Regions from separate parts of the Homo sapiens genome. Here region 1 is linked to region 2. Evidence: chromatin loops called from intact Hi-C (ENCODE). Cell type or tissue: B cell. All regions are shown on one strand. Links, peaks and the distances in the headings refer to the core of each region. The heading gives the core; the rest is flanking DNA.

What was found. Hi-C counts contacts between places; a loop is a spot of excess contacts. Peaks named below come from ENCODE experiments on the same cell type or tissue, not always from the same donor. Only the 100,000 strongest peaks of a DNase experiment are listed, where the experiment ranks them.
Region 1: a loop joins it to region 2, with 8 times the contacts of the local background. A loop is called at or near these places in 2 of 110 quality-filtered maps.

What each region holds. Positions count from the first base shown.
Region 1 is chr3:67,043,621-67,053,916 of GRCh38, forward strand. No RefSeq gene overlaps it. Among named protein-coding and RNA genes, the nearest start is that of KBTBD8, 50 kb to the left of the region's middle. RefSeq lists a silencer at 4,481-4,540. In B cell, for the core only: no CTCF peak of the experiment used is centred there; DNase peaks (open chromatin) are centred at 4,611 and 4,971; H3K4me3 peaks cover 2,860 bases; H3K27ac peaks cover 4,219 bases.
Region 2 is chr3:67,109,339-67,119,634 of GRCh38, forward strand. No RefSeq gene overlaps it. Among named protein-coding and RNA genes, the nearest start is that of MIR4272, 110 kb to the right of the region's middle. RefSeq lists a silencer at 4,724-4,773. In B cell, for the core only: CTCF peaks have their summits at 4,656 (motif pointing right) and 4,855; a DNase peak (open chromatin) is centred at 4,673.

The DNA.
Region 1 (10,296 bases), core at 2,057-7,056, 65 kb before region 2:
GAGATGTTACTTGGGCTGGTTGGTCTGAGAACGAGAGATTGTAGGTGGATCTTTCTCATGGAGCAAAGACCAGGAGGACAGGGGATTGATCTCCCAAGGGAGGTCCCCTGATCCGAGTCATAGCACCAAATGTCATGCACGTCCGTGTGAAGAGACTATCAAACAGGCTTTGTGTGAGCAATAAAGCTTTTTAATCACCTGGGTGCAGGCAGGCTGAGTCCGAAAAGAGAGTCAGCAAAGGGAGATAGGGGTGGGGCCATTTTATAGGATTTGGGTCGGTAGTGGAAAATTACAGTCAAAGGGGGTTTTTCTCTTGCAGGCAGGGGCGGGGGTCACAAGGTGCTCAGTGGGGGAGCTTCTGGGCCAGGAGAAGGAATTTCACAAGATTAATCGCTCAGTTAAGGTGGCGCAGAAACAAATCACAATGGTGGAATGTCATCAGTTAAGGCAGGAACCGGCCATTTTCACTTCTTTTGTGATTCTTCACTTGCTTCAGGCCTTCTGGGTATATATGTGCAGGTCACAGGGGATACGATGGCTTAGCTTGGGCTCAGAGGCCTGACAGTATACAGATGCAGAAACTTTGGAAGTGTACATAAGAAACCAGTAATAGTGCTTATTTGTTCAGAGGCTGGGAAAGTGAGTACAGATGGTCACAGGTGAGAATAAGATTTTTCTCTGAATCCCTTTTTATATTATTTTATTTTGTACTACTGATTCAAAAACTTACCCCCAAAATAAGATCTGGCAAATACCTTGCCTTTTCTAGGCAGCTCTAATTCATTCCATCAATTCTTGTTTTATTAAGTCATCATAGGGACTATGTGCCAAGCACAGAATTCTTTTCTGGCATCAGAATTGTACAATATTGACTTAAAAGTAATTGACCTAGAATACAGTACCACATGGTGCCAAAATACAAAAGGGTCTGTGTAATACTCAGTTCGAGAAAGGTAAGGTCCTTTTGGGTTTTGGGCCTCTCTGGCTCTCATAGCCACTTCAGAACAGTGAGTTATAACCTTGTAACTTTCTGAATCCATCTACCAGGCTATAAAACTCCAGGGATCTGGTGAGCCAGGCTACTTGGGGCCAGGAATTGGGCGAGTCAATCCATGACTAGGATACAGAGTTAGCAAATAAGGGATTGGCCAGGATTCCCACTCTGAATTTCTTTCTCTCTTCCCCTGGCCTCAATGATCTACCCTGACCACTTACCTCTATAGACCCCTATGAGTGCTGACATTGTGTAAGGGTCAAAAGAGAGAAATAGGGAGGAAGTCAGACTGAGAGGGAGAAAATTGGCATTTGCAGGTTCTACATACATGAGTGGTATTTTTAATTAATGAGATTTTTGGAGACACTTTCATTAAAACCATTTTTATATTTTTAGGCTTAAATTTTTTGAAAAGTTAAATTCTAGGCAAAGAGGCCCAGATCCTTTCAAATAGGGCAAGTTGTGGCTGAAGACCAATTACCTGCATGCAGAGGGCAGAAGACGGAAGGGAGCAGGCAAGCTTGGAATAAATGAGATTCCATTCCAATTAAATGAGGAGTCTCAGAAGCACCTCCCACAAGCTAGAATTACTGTGATGCCTGTTGATGTTTTAATCTCTTCTTTTCTGTCGGGTGAGAGGCATATAAAGAATCAGAGAAATAAGGAAGGCCAGTCACTTGAGAAACCACATAAGCTTTTTTTTTTTCTTTATAATTTTTAAGCATAAAGAGGCTGACTGAAATTGAGATGCGATTACTATACAAATGGCCTGAGAAGAACAAAGGCAACGGTGGTTTTGACAACTGACCATGGTGGATAAGATTTTAATTATTTAAAGAAATCCTAGAAAATCTTAAAAAAGAATCAGATGGAAAGAGAATCACTCAAGCTTTGAAAGGAAACCTAAGGTTAAAATTAACAAGGCACATTAAGAGCTGAAGATGAGTTAGAATAATACCCGATTTTACCTGGTATTTACCCTAGGTTTTCCTCTAAAATTGAGCATCTTGTTTAAAGAGAGTATTTCTTCATATTTCTAGATTTTTTTGTTTAATAGAGAATTCTACCTTGGAGGAAGCCTGAGTAGAAAATTTTGTTAAATTTGGTGACTGACTTAATCATGCCTTTGGGAAGACTAGCTATTCAGACCTTGCAGCTATAACTTAGACATCCTTCTGAAAAGGATGACAGCATCTGCCCCCAAAATAAAGAATTCAAATAGTGGGCAGAGTATCGGGAGAAACTTAGAGGCCACTGAAGTGTTAGCATAAACATGCAAATCTGCAAAATAACCTTGGTATTTTGCCAAGATTATTTTGCAGATTTGCATGTTTGCAAGCAACAGATATATACCATTTTGTATCTGTTGCTCAGAGGACAGCACTAAAATTGGCTCTTTAGGCAGATGCAGCTTTCAAAACAAGAATTAGATTTTAGGTCTTCAGAGTCTCAAAAACAAGAAAGGCAAACAAAACTTAGAGATGATTGTTGAAATATATTTAATATTTTACTTTTGCAACTTGAAAGCTAGTGACTTTTTTTTTTTTCTTTGAGATGGAGTCTCCCTCTGTCGCCCAGGCTGGGGTGCAGTGGCACAATCTCAGCTCACTGCAACCTCCACCTCCTGGGTTCAGATGATTTTCCTGCCTTAACCTCTTGAGTAGCCGGGGTTACAGGTGTGCACCACCATGCCTGACTAATTCTTGTATTTTTAGTAGAGATGGGGTTATACCATGTGGGCTAGGCTGGTCTCAAACTCCTGACCTCAGGTGATCCACCTGTCTTGGCCTCCCAAAGTGCTGGGATTACATGCGTGAACCACCGTGCTTGGCCAAAAGCTAGTGATTTTTATCTTTGCATTATTTTAATAAAGTAATTTTCAAAAGTTTTAAATGACATTGGAGCTCAGTTTGCAAGTTTATCTTCTATAGAATCTTACATACATAAACCAAAAACTAGAAATTTATTAGTTTTAACCTGTAAATTCACATTTATTACAGTTTTTACTTAAAAATAGACTGTTGACAAGCTGATAATTTGAAAACAGAAGCTGTCATTATAATAGTAGTTATGACAGTTGTAGTCCTTTGTCAGCTTCAAGACTCATCTGATTTTTGTATGTTATTTTGTTTGCACAATAGGGAGAAAAATCTTAATTCACTAAATAGGAGCAAATAGCTTTCTAACACACTCATTTTGCATTCTTTGGGTACTGGATTACTTAACTGATTTTGAAACACCACAAAGAATGGTAGATTGTTTTCCTACATTTATTCATTAATACTTCTAACTACTGTTCACATAATTAAGTGTTCAAATTTCAGAGAAGTTGATAAAAAGATATAATCAATTCTTTTGGTAGAAAATGCTTTTAAACTGTATCTTATAATGTGATGGTAAGTGGTGTTTTAAAAAAATCTTGTATACTTCAATGTTTGTCTATAAAATATAGAGTCACTTAAAATTTCAAGTAGTAAAATGGATTTTGCTTTTCATATTAAGTCCAAAATTTTGTTTCATTACTAAGGATGGTATAACTACAACCTGAACAGCCTTACAAATGTTATTTATGTTGTAAAAATTACTGTCAAGACAAAGAAGCTGATGTAAAATGTATAATCAAATGTGACAGATATCACACTCATGAATAATTAATAAAAAGCCACGTATGAAAAGCTACATGTATTTCAAAAAATTAATATTGCATTTATAAGAAGTTCAATTGTATGGAAAGAGATGTCCAAGCAAATATTATTTTGAAATTTGTGCCTGACAGCGAAAGATCAGGCATTAATGCTCTCCAATGTGTTAACATTTGGTATTTAGCACTTTTGAACAAGTTGGTTTGTGTGTTTGTGTGTTACAGTATAAATCACATCAAAAAAAGTATAAAGTCATGTTTGAATTAAACAACATTGTGTGACTCCTGAAGCACATTTTGAAATAGCTTTTAAGATATCTCAATAGTAGAGTCAGAGTTTTGGGACTTAGGATTGGAAACAATTACTACAAGCCTAAAATCCTGAGCTTTCATGTTGGTGTATAAATCCCATAAATCTCTTAATCACTCCTAGGGCAAGCTTTCATCTAATTTTCCCAAGAGAGAGTTATCAGACAAATTCTTGGAGTTCAATTAGGGCATGTTGGAGCTCTTCAGAGGATAGGTTTCATATAATTCTAATAAATCAATATGAATCCCAAGCTTGTATAATATAATTGTGTTAAATTCACTTCTTCAGAATGCTGTGCTATGACATTATGTCTTTAAATTGTTATCACAAAAGGCTGAATTTCTTTTCTAAAAAAAAGTAAAGTTAAACCTTCTATAAGTAAATAATAGGGCATTTTCTAAAGCTGTCTCACAGTGTATTTTTCTGGTTTGGTCTTTAGTTAATTTTACCACTGGTCTGTATCAACTAAAGGTATTTTATTTAAGATGTCACGAATAGTAATAATTACTGAAAAAGATATAGCACCTTAACTTAGGAGGCTGGTAATCTGTCAGAAGCGTAAAAATCATTAACACATGTATCCTTTACATAACTGAATTCACTTAAAAGGCAAACTACCAGGGTCTATAATTATAGCCTGATTACAACTTTCACTTCCTGTGTCAATTTCATGAAATGAAATCCATTCAGCGCACCAGCATGGCACATGTATACATATGTAACTAACCTGCACAATGTGCACATGTACCCTAAAACTTAAAGTATAATAAAAAAAATAAAAAAATAAAGTCAGCTCATAATAAAAAAAAATTGTCTTCATATCTCAGTTTGTTCTTCTTCCTGTTACTGTACTTTAGAAGAGTAATAAACTCTATTTAGCAACTCCTTTCCAAAAGTAGGCAATGTAAAATAAGTCAGCTTCTTCTAAAGCATTCATGTAAATGATTTTAGCCTTCCTCAGTCTTGACCTTTACTTACATTTCCCTCATTATGATAATTTTTCAAGCAATCTGTGAAAGATAATATCACAACTCTCACTTCCCCTAATTATAGGCTTGTTGTGAGAGCTGTATTTGCACTCTCCCACCTTCTTCCTGTTTTGTCCTTATGTTAATCTGTGAAAGAACTAATGGGCATAAATCCTTTAAAAATTATTTAATTCTGGTAAAAATACTTCACATGAGATCTACCCTCTTAGCAAATATTTAAGTGTACAATTATAGTTGACGATAGGTACGATGTTGTATTTGCATTTTTTTGTCTCTGTATTCTATTGACCAAGCTAGGCTCCTGAAGTGGTGTAGCACTATCTGGCATGGTGGATAGTGACATGAGAAGCCAAAAATGACTTCAGAAAGAGGGTAATTCAGAGGACTCATTAGCTTAGGTGCGAGGGAGACACACTACTGCATTGGAGTTGCATACAACTAAAGGGTTTGCTGGACAGCCAGATTTAGTCAGGCAAGTTCTGCCTTCTTGTTCAGATATGTTTTAGCTGGATAGAAAACACTTAAGAAATATCTATTAAGTAAATCCATTCACATAACCAGATATGGGAAAAAGCTGTGTTAGCATGTTCCTGGTATTGTAGAAACCCCATTTTTCACCAATGTACAAATAGAAGGCTCTGCTAAATAACTAATTATTACTTACTGCTATCCTAATAAAGGATAAGAAGAATGCCCATTTATCCAAGTGGGAAAAATTGAAATAATTATTTATTCTTGTTTTTGGAGTGTACTTATACATATATACTTGAGTGTGACTTTCATTCTGGAAACTCACATTGCTTAAAAAAAATTAAGCCACATTAAACTGAAGTTAAATAGTAGTCAAACTACGATTATCTGACTCAAGTGACAACACATTTATCTTTTTCCCATTCTTTCTTTGCTGATCAGTTCTTCAGTTCCAATATAGCTCCCCGTTGACTGCAGCAAAGCAACAGCCTTGATAGAGTTGATTTTTTTCTTCCATTTACTATTTCCCATCTTACTTATCACATAGGAAAAAAGAAGTGCTTTGCCATATATTGCAACTTCCAGAAAAACAAAATCTTCTTTATTTACATTAGAAAGCCCTGAAATAAGTGGAGCAGGTGAAATTGTCACAAAATTTGAAGGCATGAGTTAGCATGGTTAATCAGACATTCTATTCAAAGGTAAGGCACATAGGCTGTCTCATCTTTGACAGGAAGTATAGAGGACTAATGATTTTATCCATTCTTTCTCCCTCATTTTGCTTCATGCAATATACAAAAAATGATTCAGGTGGGTGAAAGACTTACATGTGAAAAGCAAAGCTTCTACGCAATTTTTTAAAAGGAGTTAGGGGAATATTTTTGTGTCATTTGCTAAGATTTGGTTGTTTGACCCCTCCAAATCTCATATTAAAATGTGATTCCTAATAAGGTGTTTGAGTCATGGGAGTGGATCCCTCATGAATGGCCTGGTGTTATCCTTGAGATAATGTGTGAATTCTTGTTCTATTAGTTCCCATAAGAACAAAAAAGAGCCTGGTGAAAAAATAAAATAAAAATAAAGATAAAAAAGAGCCTGGAACATCCCTGCCACCCCGTTGCTTCCTCTCTTTCCATGTGTCTCTGCACATGCCAACTCCCCTTCACCTTCCATTATGAGCGGAAGCAGCCTGAAGCCCTCACCAGAAGCAGATGCTGATGCCATGCTTCTTGTACAGGCTGTGAAACTGTGAGCGAAATAAGCTCTTTTTCTTAACAACTTACCCAGTTTTAGGTATTCCTTTATAGCAATACAAACATGGATTTAGATAGCACTGGAGCAAAAATGAACAGATCACAAGAGAAATGATTGGTAAATCTGACACATGAAAATTAAAAACTTGTATGTAAAAAAAGACACTGTAAACTAAGTTAAAAAATGACGACAAAAGGGAAAAAGATATTTCAAGACTTATAAGAAAAAGCATTCCTATCTAGAAACTGTAAACTCCTACAAGTCAATAAGAAGACAACGCAATTAAAAAATGGGCAAATAATATGAACAGGTAATTCACAGATGAGAAAACTCAAATAAACATATTAAAAGATGTCCAACCTCACTAGGAATGTGGGGAATTCAAACTAAAACAACAATGACCACATTTTATACTTCAAAATTTACAAGTCTATTAATACCAGGTTTTAGCTTGTAGAGAAAGAGGGAATTTTCATAAACTTCTGGCAGAAGTATAAATTGGTAAAACCACTTGGGAAAGCAATTTGGTAACACTTGGTAAAGAAAATAAACCTATCCACATTCAGGTATATTCCTTGACTTTTGCACATATGCATAAGGAGACATTATAAAGGTATTCATTACAGCAATGGAAACAACTAGATGAATGGCCACATAAATGACAAAATCCTATATGGTATCTAAAATGAATAAATATACCCAATACATATCAAAATATGATGTTCAGTGAAGAGCAAGTTTCACAATGTTTATTATTCAACTTGTATAAAAATATTAAGATATAGTTTATGCAGAAAAATATACAAATATGGACAGGAAAGATATAAGCCATCATCAGAATAGAGGTCATCTTTGGAGAGAGAAACATGGAGGGGATTGGAATAGGGGAAAGAAAAGAGGACATTCACTCTTCTCTGTAATATTTTATTTCATAAAAACAATTGCTGAAGCAAGCATGGCAAAATTAACATCTATCATTTGGAGTAATGAGGACATAAATATATATTATATTATCTTCTGTATTTTTTCTGCTTATTTTAATCATTTCATAACTAAGCAATAAAATAATAGCTGTACACTTTAAAGATAAATTAACGATAGATGCTCAAAACTAAAAATTTGAACTACTTAAAATATTTTATTTTCCAAAATAACAATTGATAAAAATTTTTTTAAAATTAAAAAACTGATTTAAAAAATAAAAAAGCTAAACATTACATAGCAGGACTTATAGAATATGGCCAATATGTTCTTTAGACAAAAATTGATTGTCTTTAATGCACTTACTTCAAGAGTTAATTCAGAATAATTCCTATAAAACCTGAGGCAAGTAGCTGAAGGAAATAACAAAGATGATTGTAGAAATCAATACTTTCAAAACTGGGTCTTTAGAAAAACAAAGAAAATAGAAAAATTTCTAGAACATTAAAGAGAACAAACAATAAAACCTAATAAGTGATATTAGAAATAAAAAAGGCATACCTACAGAAAGAAATAGAGAAGTAAAAATGAAAAGAGACTAATACACACACTGGTATGTGAACACATTTGAAAACAAAAAAAGAAATAAATCTTCTTAAAAATATACATATAAAACTTAAGAAGAAATAGGAAACCCAAATAAAAGGCAAACAAGGGAAAAATTAAGGATGGTATCAAAGGCTCTTGCATCGAATAGTATTATGAGTGAATTATTTAAGACGAAATACATATATATACCCACACATATATATATACACATATATACACACACACATATATATATACACACATATATATATATACATATATATATATGATTCCCCACCACAGAAAAATATGGAAAGCTACCCAGGTCATTTTCCAAAGCTAGCAAACCTTGAAATCTACATGTGTCAAAGATGGCATTAAAATGTTTCTATAGCTTTTTCTCACTTATAGGTATAGGGTGCACTAAAAAAGAATAATTAGCAATAGAATTAGCCAATATATTAAAATAATTCATCCTATGATAACAGTATGTTAACTTATCAGTAGAGCCAATAAGAAAAACACAGATGCAGCCTTAACAGGTCCTTAATCAGAGTTGGGATAAATTTTTTTTAATTATTATTTTTTTAACCTTATTTTTTTTAAATTTTACTTTGAGTTCTAGGATACATGTGCAGAACATGCAGGTTTGTTACATAGGTATACATGTGCCATGGTGGTTTCCTGTAGCCATCAACCCATCATCTAGGTTTTAAGCTCCACATGTATTAGGTATTTCTCCCACTGCTCTCCCTCCCCTTGCCCTCCACTCCCCAACAGGCCCCAGGGTGTGATGGTCCCCCACCGTGTCCATGTGTTCTCATTGCCCAACTCCCGCTTATGAGTGAGGACATGAGGTGTTTGGTCTTCTGTTCCTGTGTTAGTTTGCTGAGGATGATGGTTTCCAGCTTCATCCATATCCCTGCAAAGGACATGAACTCATTCTTTTTATGGCTGCATAGTATTCCATGGCATATATGTGCCACATTTTCTTTATCCAGTCTATCATTGATGGGCATCTGGGTTGGTTCTAAGACTTTGCTATTGTAAATAGTGCTGCAATAAACATACGTGTGCATGTGTCTTTATAGTAGAATGATTTATAATCCTTTGGGTGTATACGCAGTAATGGGATTGCTGGGTCAAATGGTATTTCTGGTTCTAGATTTTTGAGGAATCGCCACACTGTCTTCCACAATGGTTGAACTAATTTGCACTCCCAATAACAGTGTAAAAACATTCCTATTTCTCTACAGCCTTGCCAGCATCTTTTGTTTCCTGACTTTTTAATAGTCGCCATTCTAACCGGCATGAGATGGTATCTCATGGTGGTTTTGATTTGCATTTCTCTAATGACCAGTGACGATGAGCTTTTTTTCCATGTTTGTTGGCCAGATAGATGTCGTATTTTGAGAAGTATCTGTTCATATCCTTTGCCCACTTTTTGATGGAGTTGTTTGTTTGTTTTTCGTGTAAACTTGTTTAAGCTCCTTGTAGATTCTGGATATTTGACCTTCGTCAGATGGATAGATTGCAAAAATTTTCTCCCATTCTGTAGGTTTCTTGTTCACTCTGATGGTAGTTTCTTTTGCTGAGCAGAAGCTCTTTAGTTTAATTAGAACCCATTTGTCAATTTTGGCTTTGTTGTAATTGCTTTTGGTGTTTTAGCCATGAAGACTTTGCATATGCCTATGTCCTGAATGGTATTGCCTAGGTTTCCTGGAAGGGTTTTTATGGTTTTAGGTTTTACGTTTAACTCTTTAATCCATCTTGAGTTAATTTTTGTATAAGGTGTAAGGAAGGGATCCAGTTTCAGTTTTCGGCATATGGCTAGCCAGTTTTCCCAACACCATTTATTAAATAGGGAATCCTTTCCCCATTGCTTATTTTTGTCAGGTTTGTCAAAGATCAGATGGTTGTAGATGCTTGGTGTTATTTCTGAGGGCTCTGTTCTGTTCCATTGGTCTATATATCTGGTTTTGGTACCAGTATCATGCTGTTTTGGCTACTGTAGCCTTGTAATATAGCTTGAAGTCAGGTAGCATGAAGCTTTGTTATTTTTGCTTAGAATTGTCTTGGATATATGGGCTTTTTTTTTGGTTCCATATGAAATTTAAAGTAGTTTTTT
Region 2 (10,296 bases), core at 1,827-6,826:
AGTCTTTAGAGGCTCTTTAGTCTGATGAACCTGACTATGCAAGTTCTCTACACCTGTGTTTCTGCAGAAGCAACAAGGGGCAATCTTCCTCCACCCAGGAAAGCAAGACACTTGCCTAATGCTTCTTTATGTCCTCCAACAGTGTCTTACCTAGAGAAGGGCCTTAATTCAGGTTTGTGGAATGAATGAAACTCAGGCTGGTCCTGTTCCTTATTAACATGGTTATAGTCAAGGTTGGCTTAAGGAATTTGTAATAAAATTTATTTTCAGCACATTACTTCATGAATGCTATCCTTGTAGATTCATATATATTCAGTGGTTGCTTTTGAGAAATCTAAAAATACCGTCACTTGGCATTTGCCCTAGAACAGTGTGCTGCCTTGATGCAGCCATAACAGTCATACCATATGGGAGGAAACCTGGGTACTTTCAAACAGACTCCTCTTTTAAAATCAAGTCTGCTGCTGTCGCTGGAGCTTGCAGCCTCCTGAACCTCTTTATTTAGATACAGCATTCCAGGGCCATTATTTCATATGTAGAGGGATTTTTTTAAATAGCTTGCAGTTTGGGCTTTTCACCACTAGAGTTCAACCTTGCTCTTATCTAGATGATTTCAAGGAAGAAAACTAACTAAATAAAATAAATCAGCATCTCCTCAAACAAAACACAAAGAAAATTCCCTAAGTACCTTCTCTAATTCCAATCCTGACCTTTGACTACCAAAAGCTGGCTTCGTTCATGTGCCTTTTTTTTTTCTGACATACTTAAGATTTCCTGGTTGGTATTGTCATCAGGGATCAAATTCTTGAATGCCCTTGCTTAGTTACAAGTAATTTATCAATGCTTGATAAATAATTTCTCCTTAGATTCAGTTTGTTTATTTCTAAGTACAATCTTTAGCCGAAACTGCCTGGCTGATTGATGGGAGAGCATGCTTCTGGTCGGTAGATCCTGGGGGCTCACAACAGGGTAGTCAGAGCTACAGTGAAAGCGACTGCTACTCTGGGTCTCATAGTTGATCATTAATTTTTTGAGAAGTTTTTTCTTTAATAAATATAGCTTTCTCCCTGAGGTTTGGTTTTGATTTCCAAATTCAAGACGTACCTCTTTTTTCCCTTTCTTTGTACCCATTGTCTTCAGATATATTTCTGAAGAGACCAAAATCAAGCATACAATGTCACAATTTTGCTAGTGGTCAACCTATCACTCCCAGGACTTCTAAAAACTATGCTGTGTCAAATTAGGCATACATAATAATTAGAAATGCATGATAAAAGCTAACATTGCACATTTATCATACACTTGGCACTTTAGATGCTTTATTTCATGCAATCTTCACAAAAGTCTTATGAATCAGGGATGATCCTCAGTCCCATTTTACAGATAAATAAACAGTAATATATATAAGTCTTTTTTTTTGAGATAAGGTGTTCACTCTGTTGCCCAGGCTGGAGTACAGTGGTGCGATCTCAGCTCACTGCAGTCTCCGCCTCCTGGGTTCAAGTGATTCTCACGCCTCAGCCTCCCGCATAGCTGGGACCATAGGCATGAGCCACCATGCCTGACTAATTTTTTGTATTTTTGGTAGCGACAGGGTTTACGCCATGTTGTCCTGGCTGGTCTTGAACTCCTGAGCTCAAGCATTCCACTCGCCATGGCCTCCCAAAGTACTGCATATAAATAATTTGACTAAGGCCACTCAGCTAGTAAGTGGTGGAGTGAGAAGTCAAACACAGGTCTCTACCTGAACATTGTGCTCAATGAGGGTTCTACATTCATATAGCCTGAACTTTTTGAGGGCACAGATAAAGAGTATAATAATAACCCTGATAAAAGGAGTGGCCATGGCTAGGCAGAAAAGCAAGAAACTTGCAAGGGATACGCAGAAATTAAATGATGAAACAAAATGTGTTAATTGAGATTTTGCAGCAGACACAGACACCCTGTTCAAATGGCTGACGTATATAGGCTTCACCATCTCTAATAACAGAGAACATGCTATCAACATGTAATGTGGTAAGAACTTCTCTCAGTCATACTGGCTAAAATGTTCACCAATTTATTACAAAGGAGAATCTTAAAATTGATCTTCAAAACTCACTATTTAGATTTTCACAGTTGTGACAAATAATAATGCTCAGGTTGGCTGTATGAGGAATTATCTAGGGTTCAAGTAGTCTCATCTAACCTTTTTGTTATCACTTTAACATTCTGGGTTAATGAGTCCTGTGTCCTACCAAATGCTATTACAAGTACTTACCCCTGATAGGCCATTCATTGAACTGTTTACTTATTCATTAAATACTAAGCGTCTACTACATACCATGCACTGTACTAGGTGCTGAGAATATGAAAGAAAACAAAACAAAAAACAAATGAAAATCTCTGTCTACATTTTACATTCTGGTAGGGGAGATAGAAAATGAGCAAACGAATAAGTAAAATGTGTAGTATGTGTGATGGTGATAAATATTACATAGAGAAAAATAAAACTGGGAAGGGAGATAATAAATGCTGTTCGATTTTGTTTGCTTGTCTTGCAACTTGAAACAGGGTGGCCAGAGAAGGATAACAACAGTAATAATAATAACAGTAATAGTAGTTCTTCTTCTTTTTTTTGTGAGACAGGGTTTCAGTCTGTTGCCCAGGCTGGAGTGTAGTGACCCAATCTCTGCTCACTGCAACCTCTGCCTCTCAGGTTCAAGAGATTCTCCCACCTCAGCCTCCTGAGTAGCTGAGACTACAGGTGCACACCATCATGCCTGGATAATTTTTGCATTTTTTGGTAGAGACAGGGTTTCACCATGTTGGTCATGCTGGTCTTGAACTCGTAACCTCAAGTGATCTGCCCACCTCAGCATCCCAAAGTGATGGGATTACAGGCGTGAGCCACTGCACCCAGCCTAATAGTAGCTCTTGTTTTTGGTCATTCTAGGCAAAGTAGCAGCTAACATTAATTGAGTACTTACTATGTAGCAGGCCTCTTTAATTTATATCTCATTTAATTTTCATAACCACTCTGTTTCACAGATAAGGGGAAACAAACACAAAAATCATGTAACTTGTCCAAATCACACAGCTAACAAAAGAAAACTGTGGACATTTTGAGTCAGAGCCCAGGTTCTTAACCCTACCAGCATGCTTTTCTTTTGGTATTTGCTGCTGTATACTTTAATTGCCTATGTAAGAAACAACACCGAGTGAACCATGCTGACCTAATTTTCTAGTTCTAGTTTGTTTCATTCATAGTAATATAAAAATTAGCTGCTTATTTTCCATAATAACTCCTTAAATACACTTGTTATGTGGAATATATTAAGTTAGTTAAGAATATGGTTTATTTATATATCTAGAATATGTACTCCCTTTATATTAAAATATTTATAGCAGCTGACAAAATTTAGTGCAAAATAGACTGATTATCCATAAGAATTATAAATGATAAATAAATGAACCTTGGTAGGTTGTGCATGCAAAGACAAATCAGTTAATGATAAAAACAGAATAAGGATTATCTGCAGGAGCATGGGGTGCAGGTAATATCAGGCATCTGAGATGAACTCACTACTACTATCAGAAACTGAGTTTGGCTATACGTTTCCTAGCTGCTAAGACAGAGCAACATCCACACTAGGTTACATAATATTCATTTTTTTGAACAAAAGAAGATAGAAAATTGTCCTTGAGAAAAACTTTCTTACAACTGATCCTTGTAAAAGGTTCATGGGCTAACAGTGAAGAATATTTTCAACTTTGCAGGAAGCAAGGACTCCTGAAAGAATTTTTTTTTACAATCTTCTATAATAAATGGGAGTGAAAATGAAATTGGCATTTTTGGAAGGGGGGGGGAGAAACAGTTGAGATAATATGACCTAGGTATTCTCTGTTCTGCATACCTTATTTAACAGTGGGTTACAGAATGGGGAAATGGATAGTTAACAATTTCCACGGATTCTTCCTCAAAATATTAATTACAGTAAGCAGACCTTTGACAGGTGTCATATCACAATTAATTTCATGACTAGTAAAAATATAATTAGACTAGTAAAAACAACAACTGCTACAAAATAACAGTGGCAGCTAATAACTACTGCATACTTATCAGGAGGCAAGATCTGGGTCGAACATTTTACAAACATTATTTCATTTAAGGTTTCCCATAAGTTTCTGAGTTAGGCACAGTCATGTTCCCATTTTAAAGATGAGAAAGCTGAGACTTAGAGAAGTTAGGAAAGTTTCCCAAAGTTGCCCAGCTAGTAAGGATCCGAGAGCTCAGATTCAACTATGGTCGGACTGGTTCCAAAGCTTGTGTTTTTATCTACTACTTTGTGGTTACTCTACCACCTTTATTATATCTATTCCATGTTTTTACTGAGACAATTGCACAAGACCTGAGGAGACATAAACATTTAAGATGAGAATACACAGAGGAAAAAAAGAAGTGTTCTCCACTTCCTAGACAAAATTAGTAAGTTTAAGAAGACACAGAACCATACAGCTTACATGAAATCAGTTCTACTATTTATCACGATGGACAAAAGAAATGATGAGCCACTCTGCGCACTGTCATAGGTCAGACTAGGATCTCGCCTGGAACCCGAGGATGTGAGAAACCGCTGTGACTCATGGCTAACTGCTGTTTCAGAACCTAGGACAGCGGCACACATCCCTTCCACTAGGGGGCAGGGTGGTCATTACATTGTGATTGTTTATAAGCTGAGCCTGATTCTGACAGGCAGAAAGCCAGCTCAACTTCTGTAGCTTCAGAATAGGCAGCCAGTGGGGCCAAGTGTCCATGTTTGCCCCAGATAAGAATCTTGGACCTTTTCAAGTATTTGTAAAAGCATCCAGTGGACACCTTAGCTTTTTGCATTTGGTAACCACAGTGTCAAGAGCTAGAAAAAGTGTAAAATACCAAATATTAGAAGAGCTTTGGACAGTGCCAGCTTGAAAATGCCTCTCTTGGCCACTGTACTTATGTTGATTGATTTCATATTTACCTGTGGACTGACTGCAATAAATGGGCTTGCTAGCACATTTTTGGAACTATCCTTACCTAGGCTATGAAAAGTTCAGAAAGGGAAGTTAAGGGAGAACAGTATAACAGAAGTGGCTAGTAACAGGGGCTTTGGAGCCAGATAGACATGAATTTAGACTTGATTTCACCACTTTTTCACAATAGGACTTTGAGTAAATGATAACCTCTCTTTCTGTACTTCGATTTTCTCAACTATAAAATAGAAATGGTATAACAGATATCTTACAGGATTGTTATGATGACTAAATGAATCTCTAAAGCACTTGGCTGGATGTCTGGCACACAAGGCTCAATGATCACCAGGATGATGATGAATCTGCTATTGAAGGAAAAAAATAATAACCTTAGCATATGTCAATTTACGTTACCCAATATAGTTTATACATCTCAAACAAATATAAGAAATGTATATAAATATTCACTGGTTCATTTACTCATTTATTTATTCATCAAGCATTTATTAAACATCTGTAGTTTGCCAGGTAAGGGGAATACAAAGACAATCATTAAGAAAGCTCACAAATATTCTAGCATATAGTAAGAATTGCTTTACCCAATGAAACAGAGCAATGACATACATTGTTGCCACGTAGGAGGATCAAAAGCCACTCTATACTTTGCCATTTGATATGGTTTGGGTGGGCTGTGTCCCCAAATCTCCTCTCAAACTGTAATCCCCACTTGTTGATGGAGGGACCTGCTGGGAAGTGACTGGACCATGGGAGTGGTTCCCCCATACTGTTCTTGTGATGGTGAGTTATCATGAAATCTGATTGTTTAAAAATGGCACTTTCCCCTTTGTTCTTTCTGACTCCTGCTGCCTTGTGAAGAAGGTACTTGCTTCTCTTTCACCTTCTGCCATAATTATAAGTTTCCTAAGGCCTCCTAAGCCATGTGGAATTGTGAGTCAATTAAACCTCTTCACTTTATAAATTACCCAGTCTCAGGTATTTCTTATAGCAGTGTGAAAATGGGCTAATACACTATACTTTCCTTCTCCCCCCTAAAACAATGCACGATGTTACAGATAGCAACTTCTCGGCCAGTCTGGGTCTCTGAATGAGAATGATGGCAATGTGCAGGAGAGACCCCAGCTGACTTTTGATGGCAATAAAATGTGCACAAGAAATCAACTGTTTATTATAAGTCATTTAGATTTGGGGTCATTTACTACCTCAGCACAACCTGGGATATCCTAAATGATGTTAGGCTGCTGCTCTCAAAACAATCTACAATGGTGGAATCGATGCATGGATGCAAACAGGTAAACAATCATGCAAACTGCAGCATAAATGCTATAAGAGATGTGGGAGTGAAGTGCTTTTTGGCAGGAATCAAAGTAATAAATTTGTGATGAACTTGAAAAGGTCAATATGCACCTATCTGCTAACAAAATATCTGGTGAGGCTACAATGTGGAACTCCATTTCAAGCAGAGGAAGACACCATCTGAGGGAGACACAGCAATGCCACAGAACGTGGAAAATGTAAGACTTGGGGAAGGGGGATGGTTTATAATCCCACTGTAACTTGGAAGGAACATTGAGAAATAGAAAATAGAGTGACATTATATTCTAATGACCCAGTGACAATAACAGTCTTACTAGTGTGCCAGCTCAGGTCATATATTGTGTAATATATGGCTTCATTTCCACTTTTGACCAATAGCTACACACAAGAGGTGGTAAAACCCCGTATAATTTGGTCAAAACAATATTGGGCTGGAAATCAGAACCTCTGGCTGCTAATATGGGGTATATCAATCATGAGAGGAAATCTGAACATATTTTTTTCTCTAGACCTCCATTACCTTATTGATAAAATGAATGGAAAAAACCTAGATTATTTCTGATCCATTCTATCTCTAAGATTGTGTTTCCTACACTTGAAATGTAACATTTGAAATCTTCATTGTTTGCGTGAAAAGATTCCACCTGGGAAATAAAACCAGGCTATTGACTTGTTATAAATGGAGAGCTATTTGATTGCATCATAAACTGTAATAGATCCTGTGGAAGTGGGGAAGCTACTCCTGTCTCCTTGGAATTAGTGCACCCTCAAATTCCAATGGCCTGAGGGCTTTCTCTGGTGGCCAGAGGCTCCTTGGCCCCATTGAATAGGTTGGAAATCCAGAGAATAATTCCTCTTGGAAGCAGCCATGAACAATGACTATTGTAAGTTGGTAGACAAATGTCCAAGTTCTCTACTCTACAGGTAGGATAATTCTGAAGTTGGACATCCTCAGGATTCCCCAGCAGGACTGAGTTTCCATTACTCACATGACAACTGGTTTGACAATGTACATTTTACTGGCTACCTCCCCTTTCCTGTGTCACTACTCATTCATCTACTGGGATTTTCTAGATTCACCTCTGAAATAAAACATCTGCACTCGAATTCTTGTCTCAAGACCTGCTTCTAGAGAACCCTAAGACATATACTAATACACAGGTGAAAATACAACTACACTCCACTGTCAATAATTTTTAGGATTGGTTTAAATGTACTTCCTACACTTGGGTGCAAGTAAAATCACATTTTCAATTAATTAAATCTGGCTTTGGGCTGGGCGCAGTGGCTCATGCCTGTAATCCCAGCACTTTGGGAGGCCAAGGCAGGCAGATCACCTGAGGCCAGGAGATCGAGACCAGCCTGGAAATTATGGGGAAACCCTGTCTCTACTAAAAATACAAAAATTAGCTGGGCATGGTGGCACACAACTGTAATCTCAGCTACTTGGGATGCTGAGGTAGGAGAATTGCTTGAACCCGGGAGGTGGAGGTTGCAGTGAGCCGAGATCATGGCACTACACTGCAGCCTGGGTGACAGAGCAAGACTCCATCTCAAAAAAAAAAAATCTGGCTTTGAACCCTAACCTCAATGCTCATTGTTCAGACTCTCATAATGATTCAAAGGTGAACAACTCTACTCCCTCTATGCCAAACTGGGGCATGGAGATTTTTGCAGTTGTTCACAAATATGTAAAATCTAATGTGCAGTCTCTACCATAGATGTGTTGCCTCACTGTGGCCCTATGACCTCCTTGACATGCTGGAAACCCATTATTTCCTTCTTCTATGGAAAGCCCCATTTTGGTTTAAGGCACTCCACCTTGTCCTCCTCTAACTTCCAGTGCTGGTAGCCATCTTCTCTGACTTTGAAGGTCTGAAACATGAAAACGAAATCTTTCATGTCTGAATGTGTGAGTTTGGGTTGCGTGTGTGTGTGTGTGTGTGTGTGTGTGAGAGAGAGAGAGAGAGAGAGAGAGACAGACAGACAGAGAGAGAGAGAGAGAGAATGTGTCAGAGAAAAACAAAACAGAAAGGATAACTTAATTTTCTCCTGAAAACCCAACAATGTTCTCTCTTTCTGAATAGGGAAAATAAAATGCTTTATTCCCCACTACAATTCCCCAAAAGAAATGAAACTAGTGTTGAGATGTGTGCAGCTGTTATTGCTGTTAAAATAACTCATCCTATATCACCTTGTGAAAGTTTGAACTTCATGTGCCTAGGAACTGGCAGGGATAGATAAAAAGGAAAAGGCAAACAGGCATTTTCTCCTTTTAAGATAGAAGACTTTTAAATATTACTTTTGCATAAGAGGGGCTCAAATCTTCATCTTCAAGATGTGGCACTCCCTTAGGTATTTAAGTTGTGCATAGGTTGTCTATTTCTCTATATACTAGTCTTGGAAGAGATTACCACTTATATAGTGGCAGAGGTAAAATCGGTCAGGTACTTTTAGTGGCCAGACCACTCTCTGAGAATAATTTTCTTAGTAGATGTAACTAGGATTTGAGACTAGCCCTAGTAAATGATATGGCCATTTTAATAAGCAAGCTGGATACCAATTCTCTTCAGATGTATGAAAAGAAACCCTCTTGGGGCAAAAAAAGAGTTCTAATATGGAGAGATTTCATTTTCAATGACGTAACCTCTTTTCTCTTTGCACTGTCATACATAGCTTCCATGTAGAGTCAAAATGTTAAATATTTGAAAAAGGGAGAATTTATATACCTGAACAAGGGTAGTCAGTTCTGTTAATGAGAGCAGGCTGCTAATGATGTCAGAGTCACAACTTTGATCTGTATCTGATTTATTAATTTCCAGTTTATCTATACCTTTATTTTCTCCTATCAACCCCCTGCCGACCATCTGCCTAACGCTTTCAAAGGGGTGACTAGTTATTTGTCTGGCTATCAATCCAAATATCACCACAAAAAAATCAAAACAAAACCCTTAAAACAACCTATTCTGCTAAGGATGGAACAGGAAATAAGTGAGTAGCCACAATATTTTTCATTGGAAAGATGAGGTTATAAGTGATTTGCTTACTGGTAAGGCGAATCATGCAATTCCACTGAGTTACTTATGAACACAATCTGATCCTAGTTGTCATGGCAACATACAAAAAAAAGTGGAAAGAGTTCACGATTACATTTTCTTGAAATGATCCAAAATATTAACTGTAAGTATGTGAATTCTGTAGAAAATGTTATTTAAACTTTTTCTTGGAATCTCGGAGCTGCTGCTGGATTCCAAGAGATGTCTGCCTGCAGCTGTTCAACCATTATAATCCCCCTCTGTGATGAAAGCAGAAAAGCAATGAAGATTTGAAGAAAATAGAAGTCTTGCTTCACCCTCAGGACATCTTTCTCTAACACCCCCCTCCATTAATATACAAGGCGTGAAACATTAAATGTCACATCCATGTCATACTCTAATGCCACTGCACTGTAGAATCAAAGTGTAGAATTCTTTTGCCAATGCGACTTGGGATAAAAAGAAATCCCACTAACCAGAATAAAAGGTCAAAAACATAATTCTTAGTTTTCCTTCACATTTTCTACCAAATGAGGACAAATTGGGGAGAAAAATCCTAGGCTTTTGAGACATCATTTTCTCAGTGTTCTAGTAGAAAACAGTGCCCTGAATAAGAAGGTCACAAAAACCACCAAACACTCCTCTATCATATGTGAATAAAAACCTATAGCTTCATCCAAAAAAGGAAATGCATAAAACCTTTTAGGAAGAGAGGCCACTGTTGTATCTTCTTTTGAAATATTTTTTATTGGTATTGTTTTTCAGAGGAGAGATCTGATATTTTCTCTCACAATCATGAACTTAAAAATGGTACTATGAAAGGAATAATTAACCACTGATCATTATTTTCCTTCCCAGCAAAACAGAACTCACTCTACCAATGAAGGACCATTAGTATTTAATGCTGGAACTCTCTTGCACATGACTCTCATAT